Regions from separate parts of the Homo sapiens genome. Here region 1 is linked to region 2. A link is an interaction called in ENCODE POLR2A ChIA-PET data of the cell type or tissue named here. Cell type or tissue: OCI-LY7. All regions are shown on one strand. Links, peaks and the distances in the headings refer to the core of each region. The heading gives the core; the rest is flanking DNA. Region 1 overlaps MAPKAP1 (MAPK associated protein 1). Region 2 overlaps PBX3-DT (PBX3 divergent transcript).

Region 1 (16,265 bases), core at 3,649-11,648, 210 kb before region 2:
TCAAACTGTACTAAACTCCTACCATGTGCCATGTCATGAGCTAGTCACTGTAGATATGAAGATGAACAAGACTCTGCATCTGGCCTCTAAGGACTTGGCATAGTGAACACGGCACTCTCAAGTTTGGAATACTTCTTAGCCTTCCCCCTTGTTGATGACATTAAATCGGCTCCCAAGTTCTGCAGACTCTACCCACTTAATACATCTCCCTTGCATTCCTTCTCACTCAGGCCGCAGTAATGGTTTCCCAACCTTCTTCTGGCCTCCAGCCAACCACTCTTCACCCTATTGTTAGAGTGCTCTCCAGAGCCAAATTCTGGTAGATTCAAGGTATCACTTTCATACAATCCCTTCACAACTTCCTTGCAGGCTACTAGTTTAGATGCAAATTCCTTACCCCACTCTCAAGGCTTTCTATCCATCCTAATTTCTTGTCCATCTATGTCCTTTATGACCCAAACTAGACTCACTGTTCAGTGCATATATGTCCTGGTTTCCTACCTCCATGTCACTGCTGTGCCCTTCCCTTCACCCAGACTGACTCCGTCAGCTTGTCAAAATCACATCCCTCCTTTTTGATTATCCCCTAAGTCTTATCTTCTCTCCTTCTGACCCCATGATATCAGGCCCAACCAGAGTCCCAGACTGGCCTCCTTCCTTTCCCCACAATAGGGAAAGTTGCACCAGTTAACGTCTTCAAGGCAATAGGATTTCTACAATCCCCAGCCAACCAAAAACAGGGCTTCCTTTTTAAAAACTCTAGCCTTGGCCTTTACATCTCATTCAGTTAACTGTCCTTGCTCCTGGCCCAATCCTGCCCAGAACCCTGCCCTCAGGCCTGGTGCCATGCTAGGTTCCCAGTGTGTCTCTCTGAAAATCCTGCCCTGCCCTCTGATACTGCCTGCCCGCCTGGATTTCCTTGTGCATAAATCATACATTTAATTTATCTGAATTCAACCATACTTGCTAGGTAGAAAAGAGGAAAAAAAGAGGGAGACCTGACCAAGAGCACAATTTAAGCAGTTGGGAGAATTCCACTTGCCATGACTCTCAGTGATCCAATGAGCCCCAAGAGTGGGAATATGAGGCAGGAGTCCAGAAATCATCTTTGCAACTATGGAACCTTGTAAATGTGTGATAAGTGACTAACTGCATTAAATGGGTGGATGATAGTATCTCAGTCTTTCTAGACCAAGTTTGATTTTAGCATTTAAAAATATGTACTTTTAGCTGTTACGATGCTAGAGAAAAAAGCTGTGTGAATTTAATGAGAAAAATTACATTGCCTCTGATGGGCATTTTTAAAGAGATTTTTCTTTCCCACAGGTAATTTTGACAATGGGATTTTTACTCACCTGTTGCCTTTGTGATCTAACCCTGGATAAGCTGTGGCTCTTGGTACGGCCACCCCCAGGTGCTGAGCATCATCTGCTTCCCTGGTCCTTGCTGCCAGGACCTGCAGTTCCCCCGCTGTCCTTATGGCCCCCCACTGCTGACTGCCCATCTGCCCTGTTCCCTGCTGTGGGGGCCAGATCCTTCAGAGATTGGCTCCACCTGTCAACAGGGCTTCTCTCTGCCTGCCCCATCTTCCTTCTAATAACCATTGTGCCAACTGAGGTTTGTGTTTCAAGTCAGAACACAAGCCTTGGTGAGTACTTATTTATTTATTTATTTTTTATTTTTTTACGTAAGTAAAGAGGCCAGGCTTGAGGACTGCAACCTAGGAGCATAGATTTAGGTTGCCCTAAATACACTCCCAGCACTTTAATTACCACTACCCTGTCCAGCTTTATAACAGCCATTTAAGTTCTCACCTCAGTACCTTCTACTAGGTTGGTAGGACAGTGATGGTGGGGTCAAGCACTACCACCAATTCATAAGACCTTTGGAAATTACTTAAGTGCTCTAAGCACTGGTTCCTTATCTCTAAGTGGGGAATGATGATAATTTCTAACTCATGTGGTTATTATACAGATTAAATGAGATAACACATGTAAAGCACTTAGTTTGGCACATAAGTGCTCAATAAATAGCAACTATTTCTTAATACATTAATACAATTTTGCACATTTTGCCATGTTCAACTCTCAAGCTTCTTATCTTAAACAGGTAAGAAGCTGAATTATATATCCTGTTTTATTTTAAGCCAATTGTGACTTACAACCGAACATGTTGCTTCTCTTTGTGCTACAAACAAAACAAAAAGGTAAAAGCAATGGGAAAAATGGCAGAAGAGGAGACGTGGCTGTCAGCCATTTTCCTTTCTCAGAGTTTTCTTTCTTGTTAGATCTATTATCTGGGAGCTGGGCTGCCCTGCTGGCTTTCCATTTGCCTTGCTAATAACAGTAAATCCAGCAGCTTCCACTGCAGTTCCTGTCTCCTTCAGCTGACTCCCAGGCCAATCAGCATTTCCTCTCTGCTAATGTCAGATGTTCCCTGGGAAGTCCTGCTGAAAAGAAAATTTATGACTAAAGTTTCTCCAGCTTTTAACCCTTCTGCATATCCTGCTCCAGATGCAGGGTGCTCCAGAGGAAGGCTAGGTCATTCCTACACGTGCACTCCTATGTTCTTGCTGATGCTCTGCTGCTCTGACAAGGGGCCTCGGACCCCTGGAAAAGCCCAAATGAGCAGCTGCGCAGACAGATGCACACATTCTGGGCTGTACCTAATACATGGACTCAATTTGAGCTGGGTTCCTTAGCAGCTAGAGTCTCTTTTGAACTATAACTCAAAGCAGTCATATTCATACAAAAAGAGCATTAGATCACAAAATTGTGAGTCTGACTAGGTTTCATGACTGAAACTGAAAGGAGGGGACAGGACTAACATTTACTGAGTGATAAGATAATAACAGCAAAGACTTACTGGGTCCTTGGTGCTTTGCAAGGATCGCTGCTTAATTCTCACAATAATGCTATGAAGAAGACATTATTATTATTTTCATTCATAAATGAGGAAAACGAAGTTCAAACAGGTTAAGAAACTTATCAGAGAGCTAGAAAAAGTAACAGGAGGCCGGGCGCGGTGGCTCACGCCTGTAATCACAGCACTTTGGGAGGCTGAGGTGGGCAGATCACCTGAGGTCGGGGGTTCAAGACCAGCCTGACCAACATGAAGAAATTCCTTCTCTACTAAAAATACAAAATTAGCCGGGTGCGGTGGCGCATGCCTGTAATCCCAGCTACTTGGGAGGCTGAGGCAGGAGAATCACTTGAACCTGGGAGGCGGAGGTTGTGGTGAGCTGAGATTGCGCCATTGCACTCCAGCCTGGGCAACAAGAGCAAAACTCCATCTCAAACAAAACAAAAAAACAAAAACAAAAACAAACAAAAAAAAAAAAAGGAAAAGTAACAGGAGCAGGGGTGGAACCAGGTAGGTCTTCTAGAACCCAGGTCTTAACTAAGCTCCACAGTTAAGGCTATCAACCAGAAGACTATGATCTGGTTGGGACCTTATTTTATTGAAGAGGAGACTAAAGCAAGGAACTCAAAGACAGAGAATGACCAGTTTTAAGCCAATAGAGGAAGCATGATCTTCTGATCCGCAACAGCCACCTCCTGAAATAAATCCTCCAAGGCTCTCAGAAGAGGAGAATGCACTGACGTAGGCGTTCAGGAGACAATGGGGTGGTACTCCACAATCTCTTCAGTGGAACAGAGAACAATGGCTGGCTGCCGAGATTCAGGCTTGCTGGCAAAGGTGGCAGTGGTGCAGCAGCCACTGCCAGGCCCTTACAGACCTTATGTTCTTGGCACAGAAGGGTCTCATCACAGGGTTTACATTTTAAGTAAGTTCAAGCCTTTGGGGATGTCTGCATGCTGGCTCCATGGACTTTCCTATGACCTCTTCTGTACCTCTCCACAGAAGTTAGATGATGTACTTAACCAGATCAGCAAATCCAGTAAACTAATTTTTGTCCCAATTTAGAAAGAAGTAAGAATGTCAAAATGTACATGTGACAGCTGTTTGGGACTCTAATGTTATGGAAAAGCAGCTGTTTTCATTTATATTTGAGATATTAGTCATCCTTCCAATGGGACAGAGTATCCAGCTAATAGCTTATGCTTTAACCTACGGAAAATATGGGTCACAGAGACAAAGTGTTGGCAGAATCACAATACACTGACTATACTCATATAACATTTTGGTCTTAAAAAGTTTGAAAACGTTTATAAGAAACAACTATTTAATAATGATGTTCTCAGAGAAATCTGACATCCAACATGTTGAAATGAATGGTTTGCTTTTAGGAGAAAGGGCGTTTTCAAATAGACAAAGTCCACATAAGTAAGGAAAGAAAGATCCTTCTACACTCCAGAAGTTGAAAGTAAGATGTTTTCTTTTAACAAAATTTAAAAATTAACTTTAATCAAAGTAGCATATATATAGTTTTCTTTTTTCTTTTTTCTTTTTTTTTTTGAGAGTCTTGCTCTGTCACCCAAGCTGGAGTGCAGTGGTGCAATCTCAGCTCACTGCAACCTTTGCCTCCAGGGTTCAAGTGATTTCTGCCTTAGCCTCCCGAGTAGCTGGGACTACAGGCGTGTGCCACCACGCCCAGCTAATTTTTTGTATTTTTAATAGAGGTAGGGTTTCACTGTGTTAGCCAGGATAGTCTCGATCTCCTGACCTCGTGATCTGCCTGCCTCAGCCTCCCAAAATGCTGGGATTCATACATGTAGTGTTTTTTTTGTTTGTTTTTTTTGGGGGATGTAGTCTCACTCTGTCACCCAGGCTGGAGTACAGTGGCGCGATCTTGGCTCACTGCAAGCTCTGCCCGCCCCCAGGTTTAAGCAATTCTCTGCCTCAGCCTCTGGAGTAGCTGGGACTACAGGCGTGTGCCACCATGCCCAGCTAATTTTTTGTATTTTTAGTAGAGATGGAGTTTCACCATCTTGGCCAGGCTGGTCTTGAACTCCTGACCTCCTGATCCACCCACCTTGGCCTCCCAAAGTGCTGGGATTACAGGCGTGAGCCACCGCGCCCGGGCCTCATACATATAGTTTTAAGAGTAAATAATGCTGTTAAGTCCTATGATGAAAAAGAGTAATTCCCTGTCCCATTCTTGAGTCCCTCCTTATAGGCAATTTGTTTAAGTTTTTTTGTGTGTGTGATTTCTGGCACTCACCGTCCTACTTTTTATTAACATTCCCATTCAACTACTTAGATAAGTTATTATAAATATCAGACAATATCTATTAACTTACATTAGAGAGAATGAAGACTTAGGCTGTGCACTCTCTCTCTCTTTCACACACACCCACACGTCCTTTGGAAAGTGAGTTTGCTTTTCTTTTCTTTTTCTGCAATACAGTAGCTTCCTACAGTAACTTCCTCCTGCTGGGCACCCTTACGTGACTATCAATGTTTAAAATGTCTGCTTTTGGTATACTCCTCTGGCTCCCCAAGGACTCAGAAGAGATCCACATCATTACGGGAATCTGGGCGGCAACACTAATTTCAACGGATATGCATCGCCTTTCATTTTAAACACATTTACATTTTCATTTGATGATGTAATTCTCCAAGGGAGTTTAATCTCTGATAACCAAAGTACAGTGAATCCACTCCTAAACACAAAGTGGTGGCCTCAGGTGTGGGCTGGCTGAGAGACACGTGGCTACGAGCTGTGGACTGGTTTTCACTACATCTTAGTTCATTCCACAAATGTGCTAACCACCAACCCTGGGCCAGCTGCGGTGCTGGTAAACCATAAGGAACCTACCTCTCCAAAAGGAGCTTTCACTGTACTCAAGGAAAAGCGGGGGCTCTCATTCTCTTCTTTTGCAAGGTGCTTACCAGCAGCTGGCAAGATCAGTGTATTTGGAACTTACTGGGGACAGGGCCACAGTGCCTCTGCCACAAGCCTAAGTGGCTGAGGGATACTGATCTCTGGAGAGGATTAGTGTCCCTTCCCAGCTTCCATGGCTGGAACATGGCCTGTTTCCCTTGATGGCCACTGTTGATGGAGTCATTTACTGCTCATGAATTTACCCAGCCCTTTCTGCCCTGTCCACTTCTCCCTGCCTGCATCAAGGAGGGGTGCTGGTAGCCCAATTAGGAGATGCGTGGAAACGAGTGGAAAGAATGAAGTTATGCCTGAGCCTGGGAGCCAGAGAGACTCCCTCTAGGAGGGGAACTCCCAAACCTGAGGACTCAAGGAAGTCTTTTCAGTTAGAAAATGGAAGGACCGCCAGGCACAGTGGCTCACGCCTGTAATCCCAGCACTTTGGGAGGCCGAGGCAGGTGGATCACGAGGTCAGGAGTTCGAGACCAGCCTGGCCAAGATGGTGAAACCCCATCTCTACTAAAAATACAAAAATTAGCTGGGCGTGGTGGCACATGCCTGTGGCGCCAGCTACTTGGGAGGCTGAGGCAGGAGAATCGCCTGAACTCGGGAGGCGGAGGTTGCGGTGAGCTGAGATCATGCCATTGCACTCCAGCCTGGGTGATAAGAGTGAGACTCCGTCTCAAAAAAAAAAAAAAAAAAAAAAAAAAGGAAGGACTAGCAGGGCGCAGTGGCTCACGCCTGTGATCCCAGCACTTTGGGAGGCCAAGGCAGGTGGATCACTTGTGGTCAGGAGTTCGAGACCGGCCTGGCCAACATGGCGAAAACCCCTGTCTAAAAATACAACTAAAAATACAAAAATTAGCCGGGCGTGGTGGTGTGCACCTGTAATCCCAGCTACTCGGGAAGTTGAGGCAGGAGAATCCCTTGAACCTGGAAGGTGGAGGTTGCAGTGGGCCAAGGTTGCACCATTGCACTCCAGCCTGGGCAAAATGAGTGAAACTCTATCTCAGGAAAAAAAAAAAAAAAAAAAGAAAGAAAGAAAAAAGAAAAGAAAATGGAAGGACTAACAAAAGCCAGAGCAAGAATTCCTATCAAATGTGTTTTATTGCTTTGTTTATTAGCCATCTCCTCTATTAGAATGTTAGCTCTCTGAGTTCACCCAACTGTCACCCTTATATCCTTATTCACTACCTGAAATGTAGCCAAGACTCTACTGAAGGATAAGTTAGGTTTCAGACACACTGTACCTGAGAGATCTGCATGACCCTCAGGGATTCTTAGACTTCAGTTACACATTATCTTAATTCACACTGTTCTGCTATTAAAAGTAGTGTGCCAAAAAAAAAAAAGAAAAGAAAAAAAAAGGCGAAAAAAGAAAAGGAAAGCTTAAGTTTTGCTATGATTTGATATTTCTGTGATTATGTGGTGACAGTTTCCAGGAAGATTGAGGAGTTCCAATAGACCACCTTGTATCTTTTGCAGCACTTGGGCTTTAATCACATCTCACTGACTTTCTGTTTGAAAAATTGGTTCGATGACACAGTAGAATCTACACACCTAGCTGCCTGCCATACTGTGATTAGTAGCTAGGTAACCAGAGAGGTAGATGCTGATACGTCCTCTCCCCAGATCTGCCTTACGGTGCTAATCCAATGCCATTTTCCTGATTTTAAGTCTTCTTTGTCTCAGGACATTATTGTCATGTAAGGCAGAAAAAGAAATGCCCTTACTGACTAGCTATTTTTCTTCTTTTCTTTATAATGCACTTAAAGCTGTTGCAGATATGCGGCAGAAAGTGCCACTACTTATAATTTACTCAAAAAGAAAGAACTATGCAAAATTACTATTGGAGTTGTTTAAAATGCCTTTTACATTGCTTATGGGAGTAAAACAGCTCCAGTATCAGGCCTCTGTAAGCAGCAGAACAGGAGTTGGGTGGTTCAGGCCCTTGGTTTCCTGTGGTGGGGTAACTCTACTAAAGCAAGGGTTTTTTCATAGAAAGTAGCTAAAATCAGTCTTGGTAGAGAAGAATTTTCCTTACAGCTACTAATAGGATAAACACATCAAATGGCCTGACCGAAGAAAGAGGGACTTCTGCTTCCTCTGGTGCAGACTGAGACTCTTCATGGAGGCTGGAGAGATGTAATGGGCACATGCAACACTCTAATCCTGTCTGTAATTATAGAATCATTTTCATTTTCAAAATCACATGGATATTTAAGTATACTTCCTCTTTTAAATGTTTTCTGAGAAACAGCAACAGGGTCTGTGAGCTACTAAACTGTGAACACAAAGACTTTTAAAACTTACTTATAAATGTGTTTGTTACAGGCAATTACAGTTTGTTCACATTATTTCCAGAATCTTTGGCATAGGAAATTAAATTTGCAGACATAAGCTATCTGATAAATAAGGCTTGTGACCATTAATCCATCCCTATAGATATATGGTATGGTTCACTTATTAGTAAAAAAAATCATTTGAGTTGACTCTCTGGGTCTAGTTTTCTCCTTCTTCAAAATAAAGTGTGCTTCCAGCAGATTCTAATTCAAACACAATTCAAAGGCTCATTCTACCACAAGGTAAAAACTTTCTATAGACTTAATTCACTGGAAAACAAAAGGTGCAGGCAAAGGCCAAATCATATGGATAGAAAAGGAAGTAAACCAAAACCTAAAGAGAAAGCCAGGTTTTATGGCGTGCCTGGCATGATAGTGGCAATAGGGATGATGGCAGCTGATGTCCACTGAGCGCCTACTATGGACTAAGTGTTTTACATGCATTCAGTTAAGACAATAACCCTGCAAGATAGGTATTATTACCTCTATTTACAGAAAAGACAACTGAGGTCAGAAGGGGCTGATGACTTCCCTAACTTCACAGCTTGTAAAAGGGACAGGTGGCCTGGGGACTGGGGTTGGTTTGGTTCCAAAGCCCATGCTGTTTCCACTGAGTCTTGCTGCCACCCCCAGCTGAAGCAGGGACATTTGGTCTCTCTAGAGAGAAAGGCAACAGCTTCCACTGAGCCGTGGGCCCCGTAACCTTATCCAGTAGAAGGAAGCACCACAGTGTCTAGCAGTACAACCTTTGGCCATTTGGCTTTGAGTCCTTACTCCCCTACTAGCTGTGCGACCTCAGCAAGTCCTGCAACCTCTCTGAGCTTTAGTATTCTCACTTATAAAATGAACATGACAACTGATTCAAATAGTTGTTTTAAGGATTAAAGTGTAATGGAAAAAAGTATCTGGCAGATCACCTGGCCAAGTGTGAGTATTAGTAAGTGGTGATTATTATACCTGTAACTGTAAATGCAACTTAAAACCACAGATCAATGGGAGAAACTATGACCTCAAAGATGTTATTTAACAGACGAGCTAATAACAATAAAATAACCTAGTGCTTTTTATGCTACAAGAATACATGTTTGTACATTCAGAAATTCATATTAGTATCAACAGTATCTAAATGATGTATTTTTAATTTTTGTGAGTTTTCCCATTTTATTATGAGTATTTTTAAACCACAGAAAAGTTGAAAGAACTGAACACTGAGAACCCATATACCCATCACCTAGACCTATAGTCAACATTTTACAATACTTGCTTGATCACATATCTATCAATCCATTTTTTAAAATGTATTTCAAATCAAGGAGGAGACATTACTACATTCACTCTGAACTACTTCAGCATACATAGCATTAACTGAAGCTCAATATTTGTTTAAGATTTTCTTTTTACTTTTAGGTAAAATTTACATGCAATATACACACAAATTGTACAAATACAATTTGACAGTCTGACAAATGTACACACTTGGCAATTGCAGCTCCCGTCAATATATAGATTCCCAATCAATATACAGATGATTAGCTTTACTCCAGAAAGTTCCCTCATCCACATTACATTTTAAGTGAGGAAGCTGTGGTGTACGGAAAAAAAAACATTGGGCTCAAGAATCAAAGGGTCTGGGTTCAAATCTCACCTGTATTACTCATTAGAAATACATACAAGTGTGCACACACACACTCCATGTGCTCTCTTTCTCTATATATTTATATATCTCCTTGGTTTTCTACCACAAAAAAGAGATAATGCCCATCTCACAAGGTCTTTTGTAAAGGTTAAATACAAAAATACCTGGAATACAATAAGTATTCAGTAGATGTAATCAAAATGGAATCATTACCTTGGTACTTTCTACCTCTCTCCCACCTCTCTCCAATCTGAGGATATTGTCTTCAAAAAGAAAAGTAAGGACACACACACAAAAAGCAGTTGCAAAAGAGATGAGGGGGAAAAAGGCATCTCTCTGCATAGGCAGTAATCTCCCAATTTATCCACTCTGACTTCAGCTAATTAAACATCTGTCTCAACGGCCTCCTCAGCAAATTAGTCATCCCCACTTTGTGACATTGATTGTTGGTTGCAGCCTTTTCCCCACTTGCTACCATTCCCAGAAACTTCTAGGAGTTTACTCACCAGGCACATGGCAAGGAATGATGCAGGGTCCACATTAACCCCCTACAGTTGCCCTTGGTGCCACTGCTGTTCATAATGCTGCCAGGCGTGTCCTTAGATCTGCTGCCCCAAAATAAACCGGTTAAGGGGTAACAATGTTTTTGTCTATATTTGTGACTTCCAGATTATGATGCATTTTCTAAGTGCTATGTACATGTACCAGACTAAAGTATTTAATAAACATTTAACTAAAAATCTGTTTTTTAAACTAGTGTTGATGACAAAGCAATCAGGTAACAGAAGTTCTCAAATAGGAGGTGGATTAAAGTCTGGTAAATTATTAGACAGCTTTTTCTGAACATATAAACAAAAGCTTTGCCGGTGCTCAAAGGGCCAGCAGGCAAACAAGTGAAGCTGTGTGGCTTGGATGCGTGATCCATTTCTCTACATGATGGGGTGTGTGTGTATGTGTACGCATACACGCCTGCTTTGGCAGGAAGTGAGGTGGGGACGAGCTGTATTCTAAACTATAGAGCACATCTTAAAAATGGTATTCTGAAATTAGGCTTTTTCTCAATTCTTTTTCCCATTAAAATAGTCGTGACTGACCAAAGAACTATCTTTTAGAAAGATAAAATGGCTAATAAATACATTTAAAAATACTAAACGACACTAAAGACCCAGAAATGCAAATTAAAATGAGATACTGGCTGCTAACCATCAGTTTGGCAAAAATTAAAGGCTGATAACATTCAGTGCTGGTAAGGAGCTGGGGAAAAGGGCATTCTCACATACTCTTGGAATGTCAAAGAATGGGCATAAACTTTTTCTTTTTTTTTTTGAGACAGAGTCTTACTCTGTCACCCACGCTAGAGTACAGTGGCACGATCTTGGCTTACTGCAATCTCTGCTTCCCAGGTTCAAGCGATTCTCCCTGCCTCAGCCTCCTGAGTACCTGGGATTACAGGCACCTGTCACCTAATTTGGCTAATTTTTGTATTTTTAGTAGAGACGAGGTTTTGCCACGTTGGCCAGGCTGGTCTCAAACTCGACCTCAGGTGATCCGTCTGCCTTAGCCTCTCAAAGTGCTGGGATTACAGGTGTGAGCCACTACGCTCGGCCAGGCATAAACTTTTTGAAAGGCAATTTGTTTTCCTCAACATTTTAAATAAATATTTGACAAGCAATCCATATTTAAAATCTAGCACAAATATGCAATCTAGCACAAATATTCAAACAAGATTGTTCACTGCATGTTTTTGTAATACTGAAAATTTGGAAATAATCTAAACATCCTTCAATAGAGAGCTAAGTTGAACAAATTATTAGGAAGATAAAATGTGTGGTCACTCTAATATAGAATAATGCTTATGACACATTGAGTTAAAAAAGTAAATGCAATATCATATATGCTGTGTGACATAATTACCCTAAAAACCTTAACACATATGTATTTTTCATGAGTTCACTTAACAAGCATTTACTGAGTATACTATTTGACAGGTACCTTGACAGATGTTGAATATGTAAGTGATTTTAAAAATAACAAAAACAAAAAACAGGAATCCTGTCCACATGAAATGTATAACCTATATGTATATCTGTATGTGAACTGAAGAAAAAAAACCCAAAGGATTTACACCAAAGGAAGTTATAGGAAACCTTCATTTTTTACTTCACACATCTCTAAAATGTTTGCTTCTTCCCCAACAAGTATTTAATTTTATTTAAAAAATATCTTTAAATGCCACTACCTTCTTTTGATATTAACTCCAGGAGATCTGGCCACAGATCAAAGCTATTTCAATTCTCCCAAACTGTGCATTTAGCTCTAATGAAAGAAATCAGATGTTACCATAGTGTCCATCCCTCCATTTCCCGATGAGTAGCTTCTACTCTTCTGCACACCTTAATTCAGGGCTCCACTATCTGTTGGACAGATTTCTTGAGAGCCTCTGCATTGGTGTCTCTGCTTCATGTTCTTTGGCCTCTAATTCATTTGTACAATGCAGATGAGTGTTTTCTAAGAGAAATTCTGATTATATATTGCCCTTCTTTCAATAGATCCCCTCTGCCATCAGAATAAAGTTCATATTCAACACAGCTTACATACGGACATGACCTAGCCCCTGACGACCACAGCAGCCTGAACACTCTTTCCCATCCCTCTTTACCTGCCTAGTTTCTATTCATCTTCAGATTTCAGCTTGGGATGGTCTTCCCTGACTCCCCAGGATGGAACTAGGGCTCCCTGCTTCCCATGTGCACCCAGGCCCTATACTTACTTCCATGTATCCCTTGTATGGTATTATAATTGCCTGCTTATCCCAACTAAATAGAAAGCTGCTTGAGAGTAGGAACGATTTCTTGGTCTTTACAAAATTCTTAGTGCCTACACAGTGCCTGTTACAAAACAAGCTCCCAGAACATAAATGCACTTCTATTTTTAAGCTCACTTATCAGGCCTGGCCTGGTCGGATCTGGCCCTGCCTAGTTTCTGTAGCTTACCCTCTGCCCTCTTCCTGCTCCAATGATTTGGAACTTCTATGTTTTGTGACTACATCTCAAAACATGTTGTCTCTTCTACTTAGAATGTTCTTCTCATTTACCCATCTGACAAAGTTCTAATTAATCTTCAAGGAGCCATCAAATAAATCACCCCAGAGCATCTTTTCTCAGTCCCCTACCCAACCCAGTAGTTTCAAGTAGGACTCCCTTACCTGTGCTGCTTTAGTAGCTTATATACATCTGCTTGACAATTTACCACATTTTAATCCCTCTTTTTACGTGTACTCATTGGGTTTTCCACCTGATTTCCAGTGCAGCATGGCACAGAGCAGACAGCATGGCACAGAGCAGGCAGCATTTGATGACAGATGAACTAAACAGGGCATCTCAGAGCCACACAGAGCTTAAGAGCACAGATAGCCCTTTCCTCCAGTGCCTTGATTAATCCTCACTCAGCCTCTCCCATGTTAGAGTTGAGGAAAGCGAGGCTTAGAGAGGTTAAGTACATCATTACACTCATATACACTTTCCAGAATTTCTTAATTCTGAGATAGATTTTCATTTTTTAAAACATTTATAAAATCAGGATGCAGTTTACAATCAATATGTACACGTAATGTAGAATTATTTCCTGAGAAGCTATTATTAAATTGGCGGTGCTCTAGAATCAGACCCTAGTGAACCCAGGAGAAGGCTGTCTGACTTCTAAGTGTGTGTGTGTGTCTCCCATACCACCACACAGCCTCTTGGGGCATATGTCTTTTTTCTTCCTTTCAGTCTGCTTTTTCATTAATCGAATCCACACTTATGACTGCCCAGATGATATGAATGAATAGATTTTATAATGGAAAAGGAACTTCTGAAAGATTAGCGACTAGCAGGAAGAGTAAATGCTGGTCAAACATAGTTTTGGCAAATGATATATTTCAAGTTTTTCTGAGGTGGCAGTTGCGAGAGCTCATAACACCCTTCTAAAATAATTGGGTCTCTAAAGTGGTTCCAAAAGATTTTTGCTTGACATAAATTCTCTAAATTTCCAGGCTTTCTAGATAAAATAGTTGACTGCAATGCCACTATCTTCAACGTGCTGTACTCTATATTTGGGAAGATCCATCAGGAGCCTCAGAGCACTCCAGACAGGGAGAGGCTCAGGTGAGATGGAACAGTAAGATAAAGAGGCAGAGAAAGGAGGCAGGCAGGAATATTGAAGTCGGAGCTCCTTGCCCGGGGCACTTCTGAGTCACACATTTAAACACTTTAGCAGCCCTAATTTACTGTAGCATTTTCCCAATAGGTCACTGGATATAGAGTGTCAGGTCTCTGTTTCCTATTCATCCCCTATGCATGAGTGGCATCAGCATGATTACTTATTCTTCCATAAGGAGGAATAATTTTCTGCAGAATTTACTGCTTTTTGACAAAGATCACTTAAACAGTTCTATTTTCCATTTATTCATTCATTCATTCATTCAGTGTTTATTCTTTTAAGGATTATCTGCTACAGCATAAGGAAATCACAAATTTGTGTCCCTGGCTTACAAACTCTACTTTGATAGAAGAAAGAATACTGGATTTTCTGTACCAATTGCATGTGAAGTAGGACTCTCTGTTCAACCCTATAGCCAGAAGATTCTTTAGCTTACATTAGCCTTCAGAGGGCATTTCAGGCTAGAAGGGTGTTAAAAACCCTACTCCATCTAAAATATATATGGGTTTCCCTTTTCCACAGGGCAGCTTAGGACAGGTGTATGTTGCTTTAAGAAAGCTAGACATAAAACATTAAAACTGACACCAATACAGACAAATTGTGCAATTACAAAAAGAATTCCTGGCTTTATATCCAGAGTCACCACAGGGTTCCTTTAAATGCTGCACTTCCCTCGTGCATTTAGATCTCAGAATCAATGAACATTTCTGTTTACAGAATTTTAAATTTGTTCTCCCATTAGGGTTCTAATAAGCAACATGGTACAAATAAAAAGAGTATGGGCTTTGAGGTCAAAAAAGCCTGGGCTCCAATTTAGATTCACCATTTACTTACTAAGGAAACTTGGGTACATTTAACCTCTTAGAGCTGAGGAAAGTGAGGCTCAGAGAAGTACATCATTACATATACAGTTACCATAGGTCCTTAATTCTAAGATGCACCTCTTTTTTCCTTTAACATTTCTAAAGCCTCATCTTCAAACCAGGCATAATAAAATCTACTTTCCAGGGATGTTGTACAGATTAAATGAGGTAATATTTCTAGGTACACCAAGGCACTCCATTCATTAGCTCCCATGTCGTTGGAAGGGGTCCTCCTTTTGGAAAGACCAACTCCTCCCATGGCACACAAATCCCCTTTAAAATAACTCCCCCTCCCAATACAGAGTCTTGCTCTGTCACCCAGGCTGAAGTGCAGTAGTGTGATCATGCCTCACTGTAGCCTTGACCTCCTGGGTTTAACCAATCCTCCCACATCAGCCTCCCCAGTCACTGGGACTACACGCATGTGCCACCATGCCTGGCTAATTTTTTAAATTTTTTGTGGAGACAGGGTTTCACTATGTTGTCCAGTGTGGTCTCAAACTGCTGGGTTCAAGCAATCCTCCTGCCTTGGCCTCCCAAGTGTTGGAATTACAGGTGTGAGCTACTGTGCCTGACTAAAATACACTTAATAAATAATAAATTCATCTGTATACAACTTTCTCAGTCTATCTGGCATGAAAGTAAGGCCTACTGTGTGTGGTATTATGGAGACTGACCCTGCTGCAGCCAGTCTAGTACAGCAGGTCCACAGTGGGTCACAGGCTCTAAATTCCGCACCTCCCCATGGCCTTGAGTGCCCAGGGTCTCTTCCTGATCTGTATCCCTCTGTCATAAGGCAATCATCAACTCTGTATTTTTTTCTCCATTTCTTTCAAGTTCTTTTATTTCTTTGTGTTCATACTCTCTGTATGTCTCTTATCCTCTTTGGGCCTCAGTGTATTTCACAGTGGTTAAAAATTTGGATTTAATTCTATACAGAACTGAAAGTCATTGAAGAGTTCGGAGCAGATATGCTCTGACTCATATTTTAAAATCTCTCTTTGGTTGCTGTGTAAACAACAGACTGGAGAGAGGCCAAGAGCACAAGCAGAAAAACCAGCCAGGGTGCTATTTCAGCAGTCTAGGTGGAGAGTCATGGTGACTTGGACCCATCCAACAGAGACGAAGACAACTAAATGGATTCAGGATATATTCTAGAGGTAAAACTGATAAGACTTGCTAATGGATAAGATGTGGGGAGGCAGTGCAGGAAAAATTCAAGACTGACAGCTGGATATGTGGCTCAGGTGAATGGGTAGATGATGGTGCCACTTACTGTGCAGGGAACCTGCTTTATCTCCCTTAAAGGGTCAATTTTACTACAATTTTTTTTTTTGGTGGGGTGGGGGGTTAAGTAAATTAAACTGCAAAGTAATCTGAAATGTTCTTTTTACATTAAAATATGGTAAGCCACTGCTTTGACTGGCATTGTCCCTGCC
Region 2 (15,605 bases), core at 7,606-15,605:
TCAGGGGCTGTTACCAAGATCAAATGCATTAATATTTGTGAGGGGTTAAGAACAGTGCCTGGAGTAAGGGCAGTTCTACATCAGTGTTTACTGAAGAAAAGATACATACTGATATTAATGGACTGCTGTGAGGATTAAATGAGAAAATGATTGAAGAGAAGTATTTGTGGAGCAAAGGGGAGAAGGAAGAAACTGCCATCCCGAGTCATGAAACCCTACCCCAAGTAGGCTCAGAAGGACCTAGCCCCAGAATCCACAGGACCTGCTGAATCTAAGATGTGTCTTCTCCTTGAGCTCAGCATGCAGTGGGCCTCGGGGAGCCCTGGACCTGCCTGTTCTTCTGCCGTCACTTCCCCTCTCCAACCGTTCTAGTACCAGATGATGCCTTTTGCCCAGGACTCTGACAAGGGCCCTACACTCTGCTATCTGTGGACTACTCCAGGGCCCTGTGCAGCTGTAACCTATCCTTGTACTCATGGCCAACAGCTGAAGTCTCATTTCCACTAAGATAGAATATTTTTCCATTCCTCTCTTACCCCCTTTCTCTTCCTTCTTTGAAAATGCAGCCAGGTGCCATGGCATACCTGTAATCCCAGCACTTTGGGAGGCCGACCCAGATAGATCTCTTGAGCCCAGGAGTTTGTGACCAGCCTGGGCAACATGGTGAAATCCTGTCTCTACTAAAAATACAAATGTCAGCTGGGTGTGTGGGCATGTGCCTGTAGTCCCAGGTACTCTGTAGGCTGAGGTGGGAGACCACTGAAACTTGAGAGGTGGAGGCTGCAGTGAACCATGATTGCACCACTGCATTCCAGCCTGGACAACAGAGTGAGATCCTGTTGAAAGAAAAAAAAGAAAGAGAGCAAGAGAGAGAGAAAGGAAAAAAAAAGGAAAGAGAGAGAGAGAAAGAAAGGAAAGAGAGAGAGAGAGAAAAGGAAGGAAGGAAAGAGAGAGAAAGAAAGGAAGAAAGAAAGAAAGAGAAAGGAAGGAAGGGAAGGCGGGTGGGAAGGAGAAAGAAAGAAAGAAAGAAAGAAAGAAAGAAAGAAAGAAATAAAGAAGGAAAATGTTTCCTCTTCTTATGAATCACTGCTTCCCAGAAATCCTATTGCTCCCACTTACCAGAGAGGACCCCTTGGCTATCAATGCAAGATGGGTTGGACTGGGGCTCACATGCCCATTGGACATTATTTTTCAGCCAGCTGCCATCCCTCCTTGAGACCAGCCTCCAGACTAGTCAGCCCACTGAGCCTCAGCTCTGCCCACTCTTTCATTCATTCATCTATTCATTAATTTATTCACATATTCATTTAACCAATGGTAGCCCAGTTCCGAGCACATAGGGCTGGAAGCATCAACATTCACAGAATGTTCCTGTAATCAGAGCTCACAGCCTGGCTGGGAAGAGACAACTGACAACATAGGCTACTTAAGCACAAAAATTTAAATGTATACAAGGTAGGAGAGACAAGGGAGAGAGTCACTATTCTCTGGGAGATTCAGCGAAGGGTTTCCAGAAACAGCTGCCTCTGAGATGGATTTTGAAGCAGGAATAGGATAAGACCAGGATCATTTAAGACAGAGGGATGAGAAGGCACAGAGGGACAAACAGTGAGGAGTGAGGCTTTCTTATAAGGTGGGAGAGAAGGCTGGTGTGATGGGCAGAGGCCAGATGGTGGAGGGAATTGAACACAGGGCCAAAAAGCTTAAATGTCATTATCTTGGTAGAGGATAGGAATGTGGCAGGCTCCATGTTGTGCCATCTGGACCTGCTTCAGTGAAGGACTCATTGTCCTGGGTGTATATTGCACTGTCTGGAGGCAGTGTTCAGCTCCCAAGCCTCTTTAGAGATTGCCTTAGCATCAGAGAGCCACCTTGTCCAAGGTCATGCTCTTCCCTGTCTGGGCAGCCCATGTCCTCTCACCGACGGACGCAAGAGTTTAAAGGCCCAGACAGCGGGTGCAGTGGCTCACACCTGTAATCCCAGCACTTTGGGAGGCCGAGCTGGGCAGATTTCTTGAGGCCAGGAGTTCGAGACCAGCCTGGCCAACACAGTGAAACCCTGTCTCTACCAAAAAATACAAAATTTACCCTGGTGTGATAGTGTGCACCTATAGTTCCAGCTGCTCAGGAGGCTGAGGCAGGAGAATTGCTTGAACCCCGGAGGCAGAGGTTGCAGTGAGCCAAGATCATGTCACTGCACTACAGCCTGGGTGACAGAGTGAGACCCTGTCTTAAAGAAACAATAAAATAAAATAAAAATAAAGGCCCAGCCGTCTTGGCTTAACTCAGGACAACTTGGAAAGGTCATTATAGTTCTAAAGCTCCACATGGGGTTGGCTGAGGCTGTCACTGGGTCTGCATTGAAGCTCAGTCTCCCCCTCCTGCTTCCTTTTCCTCTCTCTCATAGGTATTGCTGCCAAGGGCAGCATCACCCAGGCCATAGACCCCATCCCCTCTACTTCCCCAGGGATTCACTCATGGGGGACTTTTATCCCCCTCCATCTCTCCTGCTACAGACTCCTTCCTGTGAGCCATTTAAACATTCTTAGCTCTCTCTCAGATCCCCCAAAAGTACCTAACTCCACATTGCCTTCCAGCTCCTCCCTCTTTCTCTCCTCTGCTTTCTAGCCAAATTCCTCTAAAGGGCTGCCTACGCCTGTCTGTGGTCCTCCCTACCATTCATTCCTTTGTCGGTGCCATCAAGCTTCTGCCACACCCCTGGGGTTCTCACTGGGCCTCCAATCTCACCACATCATTAAATCCAGTGGACAGGCAGGGAGTGGTGGTTCACACCTGTAATCCCAGCACTTTGGGAGGCCAAGGTGGGCGGATCACCTGAGGTTAGGAGTTCAAGACTAGCCTGGCCAACATGATGAAAACCCATCTCTAGGAAAATACAAAAATTAGCCAGGTGTGGTGGCAGGCACCTGTAATCCCAGCTGCTCGGGAGGCTGAGGCATGAGAATCACTGAACCCGGGAGGCAGAGGTTGCAGTGAGCCGAGATCGTGCCATTGCACTCCAGGCTGGGTGACAGAGCGAGACTCCATCTCAAAATAAATAATAAATAAATAAATCCAGTGGACACCTTAGACCATAACTCAGTTCAACTCTTGATCTCTCTTTTTTCTGTAAAACACTCTTGGTTTCCATGCTATTGTGCTTTCCTAGTCCTTGTCTTTCTGCCAACCTAAAGACTCCTCTTTGCTTCCTTTTTTCTTTATCTGTCCCTTAATTATTAGTGCTTTGTCATGGACTCTCATTTTTCTCAGCTCTCACACTCTCCCTGTGTGATCTCATTCACTGTCATGACTGCTAATACCACCAAGACGTTAATAACGCCTATGTCTTTTTCTTTCTAGTTCAGATCTCTCTTGAACTTAGATCTCCCCTGGTCATGATGCAGGCTCCCCAGCCTCGACATGTGCACAAGAAATGTGCCACCCTCTCCTCAAACCTTCAGCTCCCTCCTCCGTGCCTCTGCCTCACTCCTCCCAGTTCTTGCCACCCAGACTGCCCAAGACCTCCCTGAGTGCCCACCTGGCTGCATCCTCCAGCTTAACTCTTCCCTCTCTCCTATTTCAGGCAATATCTGACTCAAAATTAAGTAATCTGCCAGGAACCAGGTTGTGGTGGCCAAGTCAAGAGTGTTGGGTACTTGAATGACTCCCAGGCATCATGGGAAGCAGAAATTGGAAAGCCTTCAGAACTGGGAGCTGTCCAGCTGTCTGCCCATCCCCCACCACCACACTCCTACTCCCCTCCAGGCATGGAAGTTTCTTCTTTCTGTAAGTGTTCTGTTTACAAGTGGCTTTCTCTGCTTCTTCCTGGGCAGTTGGCTAAACATGACTATCCCAGAGGTCTGGGATTATACATCCTTAACTCAAGCAGTCAGTAAACAAATCAGTGTGTTTCAGGTGCAAGGGCGAGTCTCCGAAAGATGGATTGGGTTAGTCCTGGTGAAGTGCCCATTCCTGGTCCAGTGAGCTAAGGCTCGGAGGGTTAGGCCATGGGGTAGGAAATGTAGCTATGGGGACTTATGGGGGAGGTGTGAAGATCAAGAGGAAGTAGGGTCTTGGGCTGGGGAACTATTTAAGATGTGATTTTTCCAGCCTTGAATATTCACAGAGAACAAAACTCCCAAAGGTTATAAAATTAAAGTTTATACAAATATCAAATATTTTGCCTACCTACCTATGTCATGGTTTTGTGAAGCATCATTTACTTATTTATTTCACCTTCTCTCTTTTTTCTACCTTGTTATGGTAATTAGTGGTAACACAGTAGGAAGAACGTTATAAGGAAAATATCTCATAAGCCTGTTCCTAAAAAATAAAATTTTAAAATTTTATTTTATATGTACTTGAATTGATACTTTTCTCTGTAACACAAAGTTATTAATTATAATAATGAATTAAAAGGCCTTTTGAGTCAATTTTCTTTCTGCATTTATATCTGTCCTAGAAATTCAGGGAGGAAGAGATAATCAAAAGTGTTATCCAGTTGCTCTGACAGAAGGAAGTTTATAACCTGTGCATAAGTTCTTAGGAAATAATATCACCAGGAATCTTTGATGGCCCCCTTATGGGTAAAAAAAAATAATTTTAGAAAATTTATTTTCAGATCAACATATTGTAGCATAATTCTTAAAGAAACTTTTACTTTAAATCACTTTTATTGTAAGCCTAGAAAAGAAACAGGACCAGGAGATGAACCTAGTGTTGACAAGAAGCTGGTGAGATGAAAAGAAATATACTGTGGGACCACTTGTTTTTAAGAAATGAAACTCTGGATTTATGTACCAGCTTAAAAAAAATCTCTCTAGGCACACTGTTCAGCAGCTATTTGGTCTTCTCTGAAGTTTTTAGTATGTTTCAAATAAAAGCAGATTTCTTTGTTTCAAGATAGTGATTTCTGATACCTTAGTTATTCATTTATTTAACAAATATTTTCTAGGCATCAATTATAGTAAGTGTTGTTCAGGATATAAAGTTGAATGTCAACAGACCTTTTCTTCAAGGAGCACAGTACATCGGATACATCCATGGAAGCTCCATTAAAAGGTATACATTTACACGTGTGCTCTGCTGGTGGGAATGAAAAATGGTATAGCCACTATGGAAAACAGTGTGGTAGGCAGGTCCTCAAAAAATTAAAAATAGGGCTGGGCGTGGTGGCTCACGCCTGTAATCTCAATACTTTGGAAGGCTGAGGTGGAGGATTGCTTAAGACCAGGAGTTCGAGACCAGCCTGGGCAACATTGTGAGACCTCATCTATACAAAAATAAAAAACAATTAGCTGGGCATGATGGCTTGTACCTGTAGTCCCAGCTAGTCAGGAGGCTGAGGCAGGAGGATTGCTTGATCCCAGCAGATCAAGGGTGAAGTGAGCCATGATTGCAACACTGCACTCCAGCCTGGGTGACAGAGCAAAACCCTGTCTCTCTTTTTTTTTTTTTTTTTTTTTTTTGTGAGACAGAGTTTCACTCTTGTTGCCTAGGTTGGAGTGCAATGGCATGATCTCTGCTCATTGCAACCTCCACCTCCCGGGTTCAAGAGATTCTCCTGCCTCAGCCTTCTGAGTAGCTGAGATTACAGGCGCCCACCACCATGCCCGATTGATTTTTTGTATTTTTAGTAGAGATGGGGTTTCACCATGTTGGCCAGACTGGTCTTGACCTCTTGACCTCAAGTGATCCACCCGCTTGGCCTCCCAAAATGCTGGGATTACAGGCATAAGCCACCACGCCTGGCCAAGACCCTGTCTCTTAAAAAATAAATAAATAAAAAATAAAGTTACCATATGACCCAGCAATTCTACTTCTGGGTATATACCCAAAAGAATTGAAAATAAAAACTCAAACACTCGAACATTCATGTTTGTATTAGTTTGTTCTCTCATTGCTATAAAGAAATACCTGAGACTGTGTAATTTATAAAGAAAGGAGGTTTAATTGGCTCACAGTTCTGCAGGATGTACAGGAAGCATGGCAGCGTCTGCTTCTGGGGAGGCCTCAGAGAGCTATTACCCATGGTGGAGGGCAAAGTGGGAGCAAGACCAAGAGAGAGACGGGGGAGGTGCCACATACTTTTAAAGAACCAGATCTTATGAGAACTCTATTACAAGAACAGCACCAAAGGAATGGTGCCAAACCATTCCTGAAGGACCCATCCCATGATCCAATCCCCTCCCACCAGGTCTCTCTTCCAACATTGAGGATTACAATTCAACATGAGATTTGGGTGGGGACACAGATCCAAACCATATCAATGTTCATAGCAGCATTATTCACAATAGCCAAAAGGTGGAAGCAACCCAAGTGTCCATCGACAGATGAATGGATCAACAAAATGTGCTATACACATTCAACGGAAAATTTTTTTTTTTTTGAGACAGGTTCTCGCTCTGTCACCAGGTTTGAGTGCAGTGGCGCCATCTCGGCTAAACTGCAACCTCCTTTTCCTGGGTTCAAGTGATTCTCTTGCTTCACCCTCCTGAGTAGCTGGGACTACAGATGCACGTCACTACGCTCAGCCATTTTTTTTGTATTTTTAGTAGAGATGGAGTTTCACTGTGTTGGCCAGGATGGTCTTGATCTCTCTCTCTCTTTCTCTCTCTCTCTCTCTTTTTTTTTTTAGACGGAGTTTCACTCTTGTGGCACAGGTTGGAGTGAAATGGCACGATCTCAGCTCACGGCAACCTCCGCCTCCTGGCTTCAAGTGATTCTCCAGCCTCAGCCCCCACAGTAGCTGGGATTACAGGCATGCGCCACCACACCCGGCAGATTTTTTGTATTTTTGGTAGAGATGGGGTTTCTCCATGGTAGTCAGGCTGGTCTCGATCTCCTGACCTCAGGTGATCTATCTGCCTCGGCCTCTCAAAGTGCTGGAATTACAGGCATGAGCCACCTCGCCTGGCCAATAGAATATCATTCAGTCTCAAAAAGGAAATAAATTCTGACACATGCTACTATATGGATGAAAGTTGAAGTGAAATAAGCTAATCACGAAAGGACAAATACTTCGTGATTTCACTTCTAAGAGTTATCTACAGTAGTGAAATTCATAGAGACAGAAAGTAGAATGGAGGTTGCCAGGGGCTGTGGGGAAGAGGGATTGGAGAGTTAGTGTTTAATGGGTACAGGTTTTCAGCTTGGAATGATGAAAAAGCTTTGGAGAAAGATAGTGGTGATGGTTGCACAACAATGTGAATGTTCCTAATGGCACTGAACTATACCTCACAATATTTAAAATGGTAAATTTTATGTTATGTATATTTTACCACAATTTAAAAAAAGATACACATTTATAAGGAACCAAGTGGTGTTGCGGACTTAAAAAGGGAATACTTAGTTCCTTAGGGGGCTAAGAAAGGCTTTCTCAAGGAGACACTTGAGCAGGGAGAGAACTTGTATGGTGGAAAGGGTCAGAAGTACTGATCTCAGTTCCACTCTGTCACTTAGTAGCAGACCTTGTACATGTAACCTTGGACAAGTGACATAACTCCTCAAGAGGCAGTGTAGAATGGGTGTTTGTCACAAGGATGCTGAACCAGATGACATTTTTAGTTTTTTTGAGACGGAGTCTTGCTCTGTCACCCAGGCTGGAGTGCAATGGCGCGATCTCGGCTCACTGCAACCTCCGCGTCTCCTAGGTTCAAGTGATTCTCCTGCCTCAGCCTCCTGAGTAGCTGGGATTACAGGCACATGCCACCACGCCTGGCTAATTTTTGTATTTTTAATAGAGACGGGGTTTCACCATGTTGGCCAGGGTGGTCTCGAACTCCTGACCTCAGGTGATCCACCCACCTTGACCTCCCAAAATGCTGGGATTACAGGCGTGAGCCACTGTGCCCAGCCTCAGATGACTTTTTTGTTTTTGTTTTCACTTTTTTTTTTTTTGAGACAAGGTCTCACTCTGTTGCCCAGGCTGGAGTGCAGTGGCGTGATCTCGGCTCACTGCAACCTCCTGGGTTCAGGCGATTCTCCCACCTCTGTCTCCTGAGTATCTGGGGCTGCAGGCATGCACCATCATGCCTGGCTAATTTTTGTATTTTTTGGCAGAGATGGAGTTTCATCATTTTGGCCAAGCTGGTCTTCAACTTCTGATCTCAAGTGATCTGCCCCCCTCAGACTCCCAAAGTGCTGGGATTACAGGTGTGAGCCACCGTACCTGGCCAGATGAGGTAGATGAAGTTTTTGAATCACAGTTCATTTACCAGCCATGTGACCTTGGTCAAATTAAAAAGTGGACACCTTTTTTCTTTCTTCCTCATATCTATAGGCTGTACAAAAAGTAGACGTCTTTAAGTCTTCCTTTCTTCAACTATAGATGGGGAGGTTAAAGCCCATCTCATAGGGTTGTTGTGAAGGTGTCATTAGATGTTATATGAGAAACCACTAGCACAGTGCCTGCCACAAACTAAGCACTCAGTGTCAGCAGCTTTTATTTCCACAACTGTAGCTGTACAATAGGGTTAACATTACTTGTCTTCAAAGTTTTTTTTTTTTTCTGAGATGAAATTTCACTCTTGTTGCCCAGGCTGGAGTGTAATGGCACGATCTCGGCTCACTGCAACCTCCGCCTCCCGGGTTCAAGTGATTCTCCTGCCTCAGCCTCGCAAGTAGCTGGGATTACAGGCATGTGCCACCACGGCTGGCTAAGTTTGTATTTTTAGTAGAGATGGGGTTTCACCAGGTTGGCCAGGCTGGTCTCAAACTCCTGACCTCAGGTGATCCACCCACCTTGGCCTCCCAAAGCGCTGGGATTACAGGTGTGAACCACCGCGCCCGGCCGGGTGTTTATTATTTTAAGCCAAGAAGTTTTGGGATAATTTGTTTCACAGCAATAGGTGATGAATATAGAGGAGAATCGGAGTTTGAAGCACTGGCAGGCCAGATGAGTGAGGTCTGGTTGTTAGGAGAGGTGTTGGAATTCTCAAAATGAAGCAAGAGGTGGAATTACAGGTGCAGGGCTGGCTGTGGGGTGAACTAACTAGATTGTAGAGGGTGAAAGGGTAGGAAGAGAAGAGAAAAGAAAAGGAAGAGAAAAGGAATAGGAAGATGAGGGAAGCAGATAAAGAGAAAGGAAAAGGAAGAGAAGGAGAAAGAAGAAAGGGGAAGAGAGAAAAGAAGAGGAGGAAGAGGAGGGCAGAGAACTGAGGATGAATCTTGGGATGTGGAGGACCGGGAAGCAAATGTTAGAGATTTACCTTTTACAATGGACTCTCATATTCATTGTAATGATAGTTTTTACTATACCTCAGTGTGTTAAGTCTTTTTTTTTTTCAGATGGAGTCTCGCTCTGTTGCCAGGCTGGAGTGCAGTGGCGCGATCTCGGCTCGCTGCAACCTCTACGTCACGGGTTCAAGCGATTCTCCTGCCTCAGCCTCCGAAGTAGCTGGGACTACAGGCGTGTGCCACCACACCCAGCTATTTTTTGTACATTTTTAGTAGAGACGGGGTTTTACCATGTTGGCCAGGATGGTCTCCATCTCTTGACCTCGTGATCCGCCCGCCTCAGTCTTCCAAAGTGCTGGGATTACAGGCATGAACCACTATGCCTGGCTGGTAGGTTATTACTATTATTACTGTCATTGACAGATGAGAAAGCTGAGAGGCTAAATAACCTGACCGAGGCCAAGTAGCCATTTAGTGGTGGAGCTAGGATTCAGATCCAAGTTTGCCTGATCCCAGATGCAGAGCTCTTAACTACAGGGCTACAGTGCCTACAACTGTACTCTTTCTATGTTAGACCCTGGCTTCCTTATTAATTAGGATTAAGTTTGGCTGCCTGTACTGGAAATAAGTATATGGCAGTGGATTTAATAAGACAGAAGTTTATTCCTTCTTCTGTAAGAGCCGTGTGGAAGAAGCAATCAAGGGTTGGTGTTATCCCTTAGATGGTGGCTTCATGGTGCCACCCGTGCCCCAGGTTCTTAAGTTTCTGCTTCACTATCCTAGTGCCTGACCTCCACTCTCAAGATCATTTCATGGGCCAAGATGACTCCTGGAGCTCCAGACATCAACTACAGGCTGGGAAAAGGAGGTGGGGAAAAGGCAAAAGGAATTTGTCTCAATTAAATTAGGTTCCTTTAAGTAGGCCTCTTAGAAATGACAGTCAATTAATCCCAGTTAAAGGCATGGTGCCCAACTAGACTGCTTTCACTTCAGATGCCAGCCACAAGTTCTGAGGTCCCCTGGCCACCTGTACTTCTAACCAACTGGCTGAAAATGTGGGTGTTCCTGTGACCCCTTTAGGTTCTATAATTTGCTAGAATGACACAGAACTTAGGAAAGCACTATACTCAGCATTATAGTTTAATTATAAGGGATATAAACCAGGGCCAGTCAAGTAGAGAGGTCAAGGGCAAGAGCTGGGAGGGTCCTGAATGCAGAGCTTCCATGCTTTTCCCCATGGTGTCAGGGTGTATCACCCTCCTGGCACATCAATGTATTCACCAACCAGGAAGCTTTTCTGGGCTTGGGTGTCCAGAGTTTTTATCGGAGTTTCATTATATAGACATGATTGATTGAATCATTGGCCTTATGACTGAACTCAATCTCCAGCTCCCTCAAAGCCCCAACACTCTAATCACATGGTTGGTCTTTCTGGTGACCAGCCACCATCCTGAGTCATCACTTTAGCATAAAATTAGATGTGATCTAAGGGCCTCATGAATAATAAAAACACTCTTATAGCTTGGGAGATTTCAAGGGTTTTAGATGTTACCTCCCAGGAATCCAATACAAAGACGAGAGGAATTTTTTTTTTTATCATACATCATCTCCCCCACTCTAGGAGCTCCTACTATGTGTCGGGCATTGTGCTAGGCTATTCCATCCATCCATCCATCAGTCCATCCATCCATCCATCCATCCATCCATCCATCCATCCACACATACATCTGTCATATAAGTGTTTATAGTGCTATATCAGCTTTTCTGCAAGATACAGAAAACCCAGCCAATAGGATTTTAAAACAGGAGATGAATTTACTCACAAAACTAGAAATCCAAGGGAAAGCAGTTGCTTCTTTGGCTCAGATGTTGGACCATGTCTGCAGACACCTAGGCTCTCCTTATCTTTCTACCCCACTTACCATGTTTATTTTTGTTTTGAATGAATGTTTTATTTTATTTACTTATTTTTTTTTTTTTTGAGACAGAGTCTCGCTCTGTCACCCAGGCTGGAGTGCAGTGGCTCAGTCTCGGCTCACTGCAAGCTCCACCTCCCAGGTCGACGTCATTCTCCTGCCTCAGCCTCCCGAGTAGCTGGGACTACAGCCGGCTGCCACCATGCCTGGCTAATTTTTTTGTATTTTTAGTAGAGACGGGGTTTCACCGTGTTAGCCAGGATGGTCTCGATCTCCTGACCTCGTGATTCACCCGCCTCAGCCTCCCAAAGTGCTGGGATTACAGGCGTGAGCCACCGCTCCTGGCCCTGAATGTTTTTTTTTAAAGTATTTACAGATAAAAATTAGAAGGTGGTGGGGCCGGATGCGGTGGCTCATGCCTGTAATCCCAGCACTTTGGGAGGCCGAGGTGGGTGGATCATGAGGTCAGGAGATCGAGACCATCCTGGCTAACACGGTGAAACCCTACCTCTACTGAAAATACAAAAAATTAGCCAGGCGTGGTGGTGGGTGCCTGTAGTCCCAGCTACTCCGGAGGCTGAGGCAGGAGAATGGCGTGGATCCAGGAGGTGGAGCTTGCAGTGAGCCGAGATTGCGCCACTGCACTCCAGCCTGGGCGACAGAGCGAGACTCCGTCTCAAAAAAAAAAAAAAAAGAAAAAAAAATTTAGAAGGTGGTACAGAGAGTTCCCTAATATCCCATACACTATTTCCTCTATTATTAACATCTCACATTAATATGGTACTTTTTGAAATTAATGAACCAATGTGAAATGTTATCACTAACTGAAGTGTATACTTTATTCAAATTTCCATAGTTTTTTTTTTTTTTCTTGAGACGGAGTCTCGCTCTGTTGCCCAGGCTGGAGTGCAGCGGCGCCATCTGGGCTCACTGCAAGCTCTGCCTTCTGGGTTCACGCCATTCTCCTGCCTCAGCCTCCCGAGTAGCTGGGACTACAGGCGCCAGCCACCACGCCCGGCTAATTTTTTTAAAAAATTTTTTTAGTAGAGACGGGGTTTCACTGTATTAGCCAGGATGGTCTCGATCTCCTGACCTCATGATCCGCCTGTCTCGGCCTCCCAAAGTGCTGAGATTACAGGCGTGAGCCACCGCGCCTGGCCAAATTTCCATAGTTTTTACCTAATATCCCTTTTCTGTTCCAGGATCCCATCCAGAATGCTAGATTACATCCAGTCCTCATTTCTCCTTAGGCTCTTCTTGGTTGTGACAGTTTTTCAACTTTTCTTACTCTTTATGACCTTGACAGTTACAAGGAGTACAAAGACCAGAGAAATTACTGGCCAGGTATTTTGTAGAATGTCCTTCAATTAGTATTTGTGTAATATTTTTCTAATTATTGGTCTGGGATTACAAGCTTTGGGAGGAAGACCACAGATATAAACCACCAAACCATGTTGATTTTGTCTTCATATTTTCATTTCACTATCACAGGTGGCTGCTATGAGCACTCCAGATTCAGGACTACTTTCAAAGATGGAAAGAGCCAGGAAAATGAAGGAGAGAAGAGCCATGTCTGTCCCCTTTTTTTTCTTTTTCTGAGACAGGGTCTCGTTCTTTGCCCAGGCTGGAGTGCAGTGGCCAAATTGCTGGGATTACAGGCATGAGCCAGCACGCCTGGCCTATCTGTCCCTTTTTTAAAAAATTAGCAAGGTCACCCCTCCTCCTGACAGGCTCAGAAGGCAGGGGACAGGATGCTCATACTTGTTTTAGACCTTGATTGGGACTGAGCACATTGTCTTCAGAATAAAATCAGGCTTCTATTGGTGTAGAAGGAAGTAAGCCAATGGATGGCAGGCCAACAACTGGTCATGTCGGCCCCAACTGTCTATTCTGTATGAAACTGCACCGTACTGGGTGCTATGAAGGGACATAAGAGAGGGAGCATTCTACCAAATTTTTCTAGAAATTATACATTCTGATAAATATTCTCTTTTAAAGGCATCACTTTAGAAGGATGGACTGTTATCCCACTAAATCTTTGGTAACTCAATCAAATCCATCCTTAGAAGATAAACGTTGGTCATATGTCACATGTGCTATCAACTGTAAAGACCAATTCTAAAGAGTCATTCCTGTCTGGGTGCAGTGGCTCATGCCTGTAATCCCAGTACTTCGAGATGCTGAGGTGGGATGATCCCTTGAGGCCAGGAGTTTGAACGCAGCCTGAGCACCATAGCGAGACCTCATCCATACAAAAAAAATACAAAAAATTAGCTGGGTGTAGTGGTGTGCACCTGCAGTCTCAGCTACTCAGGAGCCCTGAGGCAGGAGGATTGCCCAGGAATTCAAAGTTACAGTGAGCTATGATCGCGCCACTGTACTCCAGCCTGGGTGACAGAGCAAGTCCCACTCTCTAGAGAAACAAATCAATGAACAAACAAATAAACAAATAGATAGTCATTCCTAAAGCAATGGAGCAATGATACATTTTGAAAAGAAGCATTTAGTCAGTTTCCCCAAAGTGACAAGTTGGAGAGTGTTACCTTTTCTTAGATGTCTATGATTTAAAAAAAAATCAAATCTGTCATATTATAGTCACATCTTACGACACCTTGCCCTTGACATTTTTATGACCTAGATGAGGAAACTAACAGAGGTGGATGGAGAACAAACAGTGCAAGACTATCTAGTATGGTAGTAGGTTATGTATTACAGGCAACATATACTGAGGGAGTTTATTTATTTATTTATTTATTTATTTATTTATTTATGAGACAGAGTCTCACTCTGTTGCCCAGGCTGGAGTGTAATGAGGCGATCTCACTGCAATCTTCTGAGGGAGTTTAGAGGAGACAAAGATCAGAGAAGACAGGCATCACAGAAAAGCTTCGGAGAGGTGGGACCCAATGTGGCTTTGAAGAATGGTCTGACTGTCCTTAATTTCCCTCCTCCCCTGCCTTGAGACCTGGATTCCTCTAATATAGCTGTTTATTCTCTCTTTATTAAGCACCTAGTTACTTATTTTCATTAATTTTTCAGTTTATCTGTTAAGGTCTTGTGATTTTTACTTCATAATCTTAAATAACTTTTAAAAAAATTTTAGGAGAAATGGTAGCACTACTTTGCTCAAGCTAGAGTGCAGTGGCTATTCACAAGTGTGATCATAGCATACTGCAGCCTCAAACTACTGCACTCAAGTGATTCTCCTGTTTCTGCCTCTAAAGTAGCTGGAACTACAGTTGCATGTCACCAGCCTGGCTAAATTACTTTTTTGCACAGTGTTTTATACGGTAGTCTTTGCAGCCACATAGATCAATATTTGAATTCAAGCTCTAGTACTTACTGGCTTTGTGGTCTTGTGGAAATTTCTTACTCTCTCTCATTCTATTTCTTATTTAATAACAATCCCAAGCAGGCTGTTGTGAGACTGTAATAAGATGAAGCAAGGGAACACAGAGGATAGTGTACCCCCAAAGAAAGTGCTCAATAATGGCATCTGCTGTGATAGTCACCCTATTGATGACAGAGGCAATGGTGATGTTAATATAAACTCATGGAAAGGGATGGCCATGAAGGAACATCTGCTTGGTTTTCACCACTTTGTCACTGTTAACTTTACATGAATGTCTGCTCACCAAAAGTCAATTTCATTTCCCTTGACATTTTAATAATCACTACCTTAGAAACAGCAAAGACAGACTCGGGTACTCAGGGAACTTCTGTTCTGTCATCTGTGAAGGCATCAACCTTGTGACTCAGATTCTTGAGCAGAGATCACGCAACATTCTACATGAGACACTGGCACGAGCACCAAGAGATCCTGGAACATCTGCAATTAGTTGACAGTTATATTGAGGCTTGGAAACCAGTCTAAAAAAGTTATGCTTTAAATCAACGGCAGTTGTCAATGAGCCTGTGAAGGAATCCTTGCTAGGGTCCTCAGGCTTCTACTGCAACTCATACTGATAACAACAAAAAGAGAAGCCTCCCAAGCAGAAGGTCAGTCTAATTCAATCACTTAAGGCAGAATTATGGTATCAAGTTTCCACATCACTGAATGACCATGGGTGTAGAGGAGTGTACCATAAAATAACTGTGGGTGTTAGACATTTAACAAGTTGTTTTATTCCTAATTGCTGGCATTTGCCTAACTGTTTTCTTAATTCTAATTTATGTTTTTATGTTCCAGTGTGTTTACACAGCCCATAGTTCCCAATTGCCTTTATTTGCTTAAGTGTTTCTTTATTTACTTTTTTTTTTTTTTTTTGAAAAGAAGTCTCACTCTGTCGCCCAGGCTGGAGGGGAGTGGCACAATCTCAGTTCACCGCAACCTCCACCTCCTGGGTACAAGTGATTCTCCTGCCTCAGCCTCCTGAGTAGCTGGGATTACAGGCGCCTGCCACCAAGCCCAGCTAATTTTTTGTATTTTTAGTAGAGATGGGGTTTCACCATGTTGGCCAGGCTGGTCTCAACTCCTGACCTTGTGATCCACCTGCCTCGGCCTCCCAAAGT

Evidence for each region. Peaks named below come from ENCODE experiments on the same cell type or tissue, not always from the same donor. Only the 100,000 strongest peaks of a DNase experiment are listed, where the experiment ranks them.
Region 1: POLR2A ChIA-PET joins it to region 2 with 16 read pairs; 2 of 35 experiments call an interaction of 5 or more read pairs at or near these places.

Annotation. Positions count from the first base shown.
Region 1 is chr9:125,522,379-125,538,643 of GRCh38, forward strand. All of the region lies in intron 7 of MAPKAP1 (MAPK associated protein 1), which reads right to left. It overlaps LOC124902270 (a long non-coding RNA gene), which reads left to right and starts at 15,905. Exons shown (of 2, transcript XR_007061774.1): 1 at 15,905-15,986. RefSeq lists enhancers at 5,420-5,479, 5,530-5,579, 7,853-8,012. In OCI-LY7, for the core only: no CTCF peak of the experiment used is centred there; a DNase peak (open chromatin) is centred at 7,893; H3K4me3 peaks cover 1,280 bases; H3K27ac peaks cover 1,612 bases.
Region 2 is chr9:125,729,016-125,744,620 of GRCh38, forward strand. PBX3-DT (PBX3 divergent transcript) reads right to left here. Exons shown (of 2, transcript NR_122032.1): 2 at 14,739-14,922. Among named protein-coding and RNA genes, the nearest start is that of PBX3-DT, 9.1 kb to the right of the region's middle. In OCI-LY7, for the core only: no CTCF peak of the experiment used is centred there; no DNase peak of the experiment used is centred there.